2 separate regions of the Homo sapiens genome follow, and region 2 is linked to region 1. Evidence: chromatin loops called from intact Hi-C (ENCODE). Cell type or tissue: endothelial cell of umbilical vein. All regions are shown on one strand. Links, peaks and the distances in the headings refer to the core of each region. The heading gives the core; the rest is flanking DNA. Region 1 overlaps ROCK2 (Rho associated coiled-coil containing protein kinase 2). Region 2 overlaps ROCK2 (Rho associated coiled-coil containing protein kinase 2).

Region 1 (4,403 bases), core at 314-4,313:
AATGCAGGCTGGGCACAGTGGCTCACACCTGTAATCCTAGCACTTTGGGAGGCCAAGGCGGGTGGATCACCTGAGTTCAGGAGTTCGAGACCAACCTGGGCAACATGATGAAACCCCGTCTCTACTAAAAATACAAAAAAGTAGCCGGGCATAGTGGTATGCGCCTGTAGTCCCAGCTCCTCTGGAGGCTGAGACACAAGAATCACTTGAGGTGGAGGAGGAGGTGGAGGTGGAGGTTGCGGTGAGCTGACATCATGGCACTGCACTCCAGCCTGGGCAACAGAGCAAGGCTCTGTCTCAAAAAAGAAAAATAGTAATACAAATATAATTTGATCTTAATTTTATTCATGTGTTTCTAAACAATATGTTACATTATGTATTACACAAATAAAATAATAAAACAATGTATTACATTATGAATGCAATTTGATTCATATCTTCCCATCAACTTAATATTTTAGAAGAAAAAAATCAGAATTTAATTTAAAAAATACCAATAATTATTCAAAGCAGCATTGGGCCCAATACCAACCTTAATGCTTCTAAGCTGTGCAGTTCTGGGAAATGGTTTAAGTTCTCCAAGCCAAATTTCAACTAAAAAATATGGTGATATTAAGACTGTATAATTAACACCATATAATTCCACCATATAATTAACACCATATAATTAACACCATATAATTCCACAGTCTGTTAGGAAAATTAAATAAGGAGATGTTATATAAAGTGTTTGGCATCATGTCTATCCAAGAACTCTGCAATAGCAGCTGCTTTATTATCAGCACAGAGCACTATCACCATTAGAACAATTACCAACTTTACATTTAATTCTTCTAAAACCTTGATCAAATCAATAATGTGATTTTTTGCTCTTTCCTTTCTTTCCTTTCTTTTCTTTCTCTCTCTCTTTGTCTTACTTTTTTTTAAATTTTTTTTTGAGACGGGAGTCTCACTCTGTCACCCAGGCTGGAGTGCAGTGGCACGATCTCGGCTCACTGCAAGCTCCACCTCCCGGGTTCACGCCATTCTCCTGCCTCAGCCTTCCAAGTAGCTGGGACTACAGGCGCCCGCCACCATGCCTGGCTAATTTTTTGTATTTTTAGTAGAGACAAGTTTCACTGTGTTAGCCAGGATGGTCTCGATCTCCTGACCTCACGATCCTCCCGCCTCGGCCTCCCAGAGTGCTGGGATTACAGGTGTGAGCCACCGCGCCTGGCCCGTACGTTCTTTTAAAATCAGAATATGCTATCGTTAATGCCTCTCTCATTGTAAAGGTTCATTCTCTTTTTAGGACCACGGCTGAGGTTAGGGTGAAGCCATTCAGGCACTTGGAACAAAATTTGAGGGAGAACCCTAAAAAGCCACAGTAATCAAGATATTTTAATGTAATATTTTAAAAATTAATGCAAAGACTCACTATGAACAGAATATCAAACTCAAAATTTTAAAGAAAGGCAAAATCAGGAAGAGTACTGTGCCAAGCCATATTGGCATGTGAGGCAAAAAGGAAAAATTAATAATACTGGTCCTATCTTGCCATGCTGAGCCATGTTAGAGCCTGAGGCTCAAGGAAAAGTCATAAAAACATTCCTATTGCTCCTGTCTTTTGCCCTAGGAAAGTTTCTTTCCCTATGCCAGGCCTTGCTTTAACTATTTAAATAGCCAATTTTTAAAGAACTGCTCACCAGAATGATTTTATAGGCTATGAACTCTTTTTTACAAACGAGGGCCCTAGAAGTTGGGTGAAATTACTTGTGTAGGGTCACACAATTTTATCTTTTCCTCTATTAAGTTTTTCTCCTCAAAGTTACTGCTAACCTCTGAGTTGCTAAATTCTCAGTCCTCAATTAAGTTGACTTAGCCGTCCTCAATTTAAGTTGCCACTAAATGGCAGAACCGTGATGATGTAACCCAGGTTTCTTAACTTCTAGACTTCCTTTACTTTATTATCTCTTTATAAAACACATCTGTGTATTTGTTGGCTCATTACCCTGAGACTGGGTAATTTATAAAGAAAAGAGGTTTAACTGACTCACAGTTCCCTAGGCTGTACAGGAAGCGTGGCTGGAGAGGCCTCAGGAAACTTATAATCATGACAGAAAGCAAAGGGAAGCAGGCATATCTTACATGGCTGGGAAAGGAGGAAGAGGGAGAAGGGGGAGGTGCTACACACTTCTAAACCAGATCTCCTGAGTACTCACTCACTATCATGACAACAGGGAAAAGTCTTACCCTGTGATCCAATCACCTCCCACCAAGCCCCTCCTCCAACATTGGGGATTACAATTTGACATGAGATTTGGACAGGGACACAAAAATCCAAACCATATCAACTATTTTAGTTATGTATTTGTGTTTGGAGTTGAAATAGCAAACAGAGGAAATGTGTTACAAATTCATTTAAATAACATTTCCTGGTCACTAATCTGTACAGCAGATACACAGAAATATGCTTCCTATGCTCTGTAACTAACTGTTTCTTTGGTTGTCTTGACTTTAAAACTTGTTTGTTATTTAGTATTCTTTTAGAGGAATAATTTTACTAATTAAGTTTATTATTTTATTAACTTTTAAGTTCAATATTGTTTATAAGAGCATCATAAAATTTTAATTCTGTTACATATAAGCTATTCTGGCTTGGACACATTTTTTAACCTTTTAACCTTTAAGCTTCAGTTTCTGTGCCTACTAATGTAGGTATGACAATAGTATTAACTTATATGCTGTGAGGAATAAAATGTTAAATGCATGTATAGTGCTTTGCACAATACATGGTGCAAAGTAATCAAGAAAGGTCCCTGTTAATAATATATGCTGTATTAACCTGTATAATGTAGTTAAAGTTTTTGGTAGGTAGGCTGTAAAGAATAAGACATAATTTGTGGTCATGCTGAATGCTAGGTATTATTTACAGTCTATGAATATGGACTTTTTTTTTAATACGGTATTTAAAATAGTAGTACTAAGAAAGTGGTGAACAGTGATTTAGAAATAATAAACTTGTAATCCAAATAGCCTTTAGAAAAGTTACTGCTAACCTCTGAGTTACTAAATTCACAGTCCTCAATAAGGTTGATTTACCAGTCAGATTAACTATCATAGTCTGTCATTTGTCTATCATTCTGTCCCTCTTCCTGCACTCTTCATCTGGCTTCTAAGATGCCATGATGGTCTTGATTTCCCTCCTCAAAAAAATGGTTGTTCCTTTTTAGTCCCCTCTTCTCCCTTGTTTCTTAATATTGATGCATCCCAGGACTCTGTACTTGATTCTTTTCTGTTTATCTATAATCAGTCCTCTGGTGATCTTACCCAGTTTTATAGCTTTAAATACTACATATGTGCTGACAACTCATAAATGTATAAAATTTTCAGCTAAAGGATAATTTGTGCCTCATTTAGCAATTGAAATTCCTAAGAGGGTATCTCCATCATATTGCTTATCAATTTAGACTTTCCAGGTTGGCAGAGTATTTCCAATCTCCTTTTATTTTTATTTTTTTGAAGCATTTTATTTGGATGTTTAACAACAATTAGTTTTTTTTTTAAGACAGAGTCTTGGTCTGTCGCTCAGGCTGGAGTGCAGTGGCGCGATCCTCCGCTCGCTGCAACTTCCGCCCCCTGGGTTCAAGCGATTCTCCTGTCTCAGCCTCTCGAGTAGCTGGGATCACAGGCTTGCGCCACCACGCGCGGCTAATTTTTGTATTTTTGGTAGAGATGGGGTTTCACCGTGTTAGCCAGGATGGTCTCGAACTCGTGGCCTCAGGCGATGCGCCCGCCTCGGCCTCCCAAAGTGCTGGGATTACAGGCATGAGCCACTGCACCTGGCCAACAACAATAAGATACTAAGAAGCAGTGTACAGTGAAAGTGAAATCAAGTTCAATACTTCATTTCTTGACAACTGAAGTATAAAAGGCTCTGTGTTCAGGAAAAGTTAGAAAAATAGACCATTTTATGTATATGTATTTTTTCCCTCATAATAATTATAGTAGGGGAAACTGGGTGTTTGGCTTATACATGTTTTTTTAAAAAATACAGTAGGATAACACATTTTTCTCCCTGCCTTTCTCTCATGCTTTTTGCATATAGACAACCTAAGTTAGTTTCTGCATTGGAGCTAATTCACGTTTCTCAGCTGGTAACCTTAGAGATGTAACTGGGCTAGCCGGGGGCATAGACCAAGGCTTGATTGAAAGCTGTGTCTGACCTATCTAGTGATGCAGATTCATATGAAACTTGGGCAATAAGATGTTGTTGTTGTTTTTCCCTCCAGTGTCTTATTTTAGGAGTGGGGATTTTCACTCCGGGTACTGATTTTCTCGTAATCAGTCTGGTTTTAACTCCTCACCTCATTTAGGCCCTTTTAATTATCAGTCATTGATCTTGCTGCTTTCTGACCTGAAAT
Region 2 (4,403 bases), core at 223-4,222, 52 kb after region 1:
AGGGTGGAGCACAAGGTGTGCAGGCGCAGTGAGAAATCATGGTAGTACACACATGGCATGATAACAAAATGGTGAATAAGCTCCTCCCTGGGTGGGGAGTTTAGTATTGTAAGGAGGCAAGGGGTGGAGATTAGCCATTCTTCTGGTCTTATGCACATATGGGCGATAGGATTAACTCCCTTGAGTAAGATTTAAGGTGGGATGCTGTGTATTTTAGTTTCTTCAAGATCATACTTCAGTGAGTGTGGCACTTGATAAGATTTAGGGTGGGATTCTGCTTATCTTGGTTTCCTCAAATTCCAGCCATCATCTGGAAGGAAGGTCAAGGTAGGGGTAGAATCCCGTCCCTCCTCTCTCACTTGGGCTTTGGTATCCCATGGCACCCATCCTCACACGTGAATGGTCCTCCTTCCCTTTCTGAGCTCTGATACCCTCTGTGCGGCTTGACTTCTGACTCCTTTTATAGTATGTTTTGATGAATAGTAATTCATAATTTTAATGCAGTAAAAGTTTAATCAAACTTTTATGGTTAATGGCCTTTTGTGTTCAGTAAAATTTGTCCCTACCTTGAGAGCATGAAGATATTGTGCTATGTTACCTTTCTGACTTTTATTTTTTCCCTATTAATCTGTCCTATCATGGTCCATTAGGGCTCCTATAACAAAATACTATGAACCAGGTAGCTTATAAACAACAGAAATTTATTTCCCAAAGTTCTGGATGCTGGGAAGTCCAAGATCAAAGTCCTGGCAGATTTGTTGTCTGGTGAGAATCCACTTTGTTATATATGGCACCTTGTCTCTGTGTCCTCACACAGTAGAAGGGGGTGAATAAGCTCCCTTGGGCCTATTTTACAAGGGCAGTAAACCCATTTATGATGGCTGACTTCATGTTATGCTAACAAGGTGGCTCAAGTGACCTCCATGACCTACTCATTTTCCCAAAAGCCCCTTCTCCTAATACCATCACCTTAGGATGACGGTGTTATACCGTCATTAAGATTTCATATGAATTTTGAGGGAACACAAAACATTCAGACCATAGCACCTATGATCAGCCCAGAATGGATTTTTTAATAGTGTTACTTAAGTATTCAATTTTACGTGTTTCCATATGGATATTCAGTTGTTCCAACATTACATATTGACAAAACTTTCTGTTCCCCACTGGTGTATGTTAACTCCTTATGTTGTCATGCATTTATCCATCTGTGCATAGATCTGTTTTGGGGTTCTGTGTCTCACTGCATCATTTATCTGTTCTTGCCACCAGTAACACAATACTTTAATTAGCTTGGCTTACCTTGCTTGGTATTTATTGGAGTTTCTTAGAATTATGGGTTTATAGAGTTCATCAAACTTGGAGGTAGTTAGGCCATTATCTCTTTAAATGTTTTTTCTGTCTCAGCTTCTGTCTCCTAAGCCCCTATCCCCTTTCTCAGACTTCAGTTACACATGTGTAATCTGCTTGATGTTGTCCCATAGGTAACTGATACTCTTTTTCCCACCAGTCTTTTTTTCTTTGCATGCTTCATTTTGTATAGTTTTTTTGCTATGTCCTTAAGTTCATGGATCTTCTCTTCTACAGTATCTGCTCTAACTTCAGTCCCATTCTATTTGGCTTATTTGACTCCACAAAATTGTTTTGAGATTCATCCATGATGTATATCAATATTTCATTCCTTTTGATTACTTTTATTACATATATCCTTGTAGGGAGATGTGACAATTTATCTGTTCATCTATTAATGGACATTCAGGTTTTTTCCAGTTTTTCTCTCTTATAAATAAAACTACATTATTATTTCTGGATTAACTTGATTCTTTGAAAGTTGTTGTTGAGCTGTGGTAAATTTAGAGTTGTCTTTACTCTGATGGAAAATATATACGGTATCTCTTTTCTGTTGTTCTAGTGGCTGTGTTTACCATTTTAACATGCACATTTAAGTTTTCAAAATTAATTTTATTGAGGTATAATAACTATACAACTTTATTGAGGTATGCAACTTTTTATACCTTTGTAAGACAACTTTATAATAGAACTTTATGAGGTATAATTTGCATAGCATAAAATTCACCTGCGTGAAGTGTATGCTTTAGTGAGTTTTAGGAAATTTATAGCATTGTGGAACCACCACTACCATCTGATTTTAGAGCATTTCCACCATCCCAAAGTGGTCACTTGTACCCTTCAATGACATTTCCTATTACCCTCTGAGCCCCAGGCAACCATTAATGTGCTTTCTGTCCCTGTAGGTTTGCTTTTTCTAGACAGGTCTTATAAATGGAATCATACAATATGTTATCTTTTACATCTGGTACTTTTTCCTTAGCATACTGTTTTTAAGGTTCATCCACATTGTAACGTTTGTTATACTTCATCCCTTTTTAGTGCTGAATAGTATTCCATTGTATGGTGTGTTATAATAAATAATATATCTAGTCTTTGTTGCCATTTCTGGCACAGAGCTTCAAAAGCCCTGGAATTTCCTGAGTGATAGGAGTGTCTTTGTTACACCAGTGAGGTGACTCACGTGTCCTTCTGATAGCTTCAGGATGAGGGCTGACCGCTACAAAAGACCAAACACATGATTAGAAGATTAAGGCTTTTAGCTGCCAGACCTCCCGGGAGAGGGAGAAGGAGGTATTGGGGGAGGATTAGAGATTGAGTTTAATCATTCGGCCAGTGATTTAATTAATCATGTCTGTGTAATGGGGCCCTTATAGAAACTCTGGATACTGACACTCAGTGGAGCTTACTGGTTGGTGAACACATTGATGTTCTGGTGCCAGGAGAGAAATGCACTTTTATTCTACACAGACAGGGTGGAGAAGCTCTGTAATCTGTTCCACACTTTGTCCTGTGTGCATCCTTTATAATAAAACTGTAATCATAAATATAGCACTGTGCTGAGTTCTGTGAGTCATCCTAGTAAATTGTTAAGCCTGAGGAGGTTGTGGGAACCCCTGAATTTGTAGCCAGTAAGTCCAAAATATAGGGAACCTGGGGATCCCCAAAGTGCAGCTGATTTCTGAAGTGAGGGAAATTTTGTAGAAGACTGAGCTCTTCACTTGTGGGATCTCATACCAAGCCTTGTTGGTTAATGTCAGAATTGCATTGCAGAACACCCAGTTGGGGTGGAAACGGTATACAGATGTACTCCATGTTATTTGCTCATTTACCGGTTAATGGACATTTGAATTGCTTCCACTTTTTGGCCATTATGAATAATGAATAATGCCGATATGAATATTTGCTTATTAGTCTTTGGCAGATATATTTCATTTCTTTTAGGTAGGTACATAGGCGTGGAATCCTTGATTGTTTGCTACATTTATGTTTAACTTTGTAAGACATTATCAAACTGCTTTCCAAAATGGTTGTGCCATTTTGCATTCTCATCAACACTTAACTATTTTCTGTCTTTTTTAGTATAGCTATTCTGATGGGTGTTAAGTGGTATGTCATTGTGGTTTTAGTGTGCATTTCCCTAATGACCAATGCTATATATATATCACTTGTAAATATTTCCTCCCAACCTGTGGTTCATCTTCTCATTTTATTAATAGTATCTTTCAAGCCAGAAAATTTTTATTTTGATGAAATACCATGTATCAGTTTTTTATTTTGTCAGTTGCGTTTTTGGTGTTATATCTAAGAAACCTTTGTCTAATCTAGGTTCATTAAGATATTCTCCTGTGTTTTTTTAAGATTTTTGTAGTTTTAACTCTTAAATTTAGGCCTATAATTCATTTTGAATTAATTTTTGACTTATGGTGTGAGGTAAGGGTCTAAAAATATTTTGGCTGTAGCTATCCAGTTGTTCAAACTTTTTTTTTTTAATTATTTTTTCCCTCATTAAATTGCCCTGGCACCTTTGTCAACAAATTTATTGATCATAAATACAAGGATTTATTTCTGGGTTCTCAGTTCTATACAACTGTGTTCAATCGATCTATGTATCTTTTCATATGCCAGTACTCATATCTCACTGTGTTGCGCAGACTGGAGTACAGTGGTGCAATTGTAACTCACTGTAAACCTCAAAATCCTGGGCTCAAGCGATCTTCCCACCTCAGCCTCCCAAGTAGCTGGGACTACAGGTGTGCGACCATTCCTGGCTAATTTTTAATATTTGTATAGAGACACAGTCTCACTTTGTTGCCCAGGCTGGTCTCAAATTCCTGGCCTCAAGTCATCCTCCCACTTAGGCCTCCTCAAGTGTTGGGATTACCGGCGTGAGCCACCGTGCCTGGCCAGTATTGTCTTGATTATTGTAATTTTGTAGTAAGTTTTGAAATTGGGAAATGTAAGTCCTCCTGCTTTGTTCTAGTTCCAGATTGTTTTGGCTCTTCTGAGTCCTTTGCATTTCCAAATAAATTTTAGGACCTGCTTGTTGGTTT

What was found. Peaks named below come from ENCODE experiments on the same cell type or tissue, not always from the same donor. Only the 100,000 strongest peaks of a DNase experiment are listed, where the experiment ranks them.
Region 2: it touches region 1 in a loop (2.3-fold over the local background); 7 of 110 quality-filtered maps call a loop at or near these places.

The regions. Positions count from the first base shown.
Region 1 is chr2:11,290,692-11,295,094 of GRCh38, reverse strand. The region is part of intron 1 of ROCK2 (Rho associated coiled-coil containing protein kinase 2); the gene reads left to right. Among named protein-coding and RNA genes, the nearest start is that of ROCK2, 52 kb to the left of the region's middle. In endothelial cell of umbilical vein, for the core only: no CTCF peak of the experiment used is centred there; a DNase peak (open chromatin) is centred at 2,064; H3K27ac peaks cover 1,879 bases.
Region 2 is chr2:11,238,421-11,242,823 of GRCh38, reverse strand. The region is part of intron 4 of ROCK2 (Rho associated coiled-coil containing protein kinase 2); the gene reads left to right. Among named protein-coding and RNA genes, the nearest start is that of SLC66A3, 85 kb to the right of the region's middle. In endothelial cell of umbilical vein, for the core only: no CTCF peak of the experiment used is centred there; a DNase peak (open chromatin) is centred at 2,543; H3K27ac peaks cover 294 bases.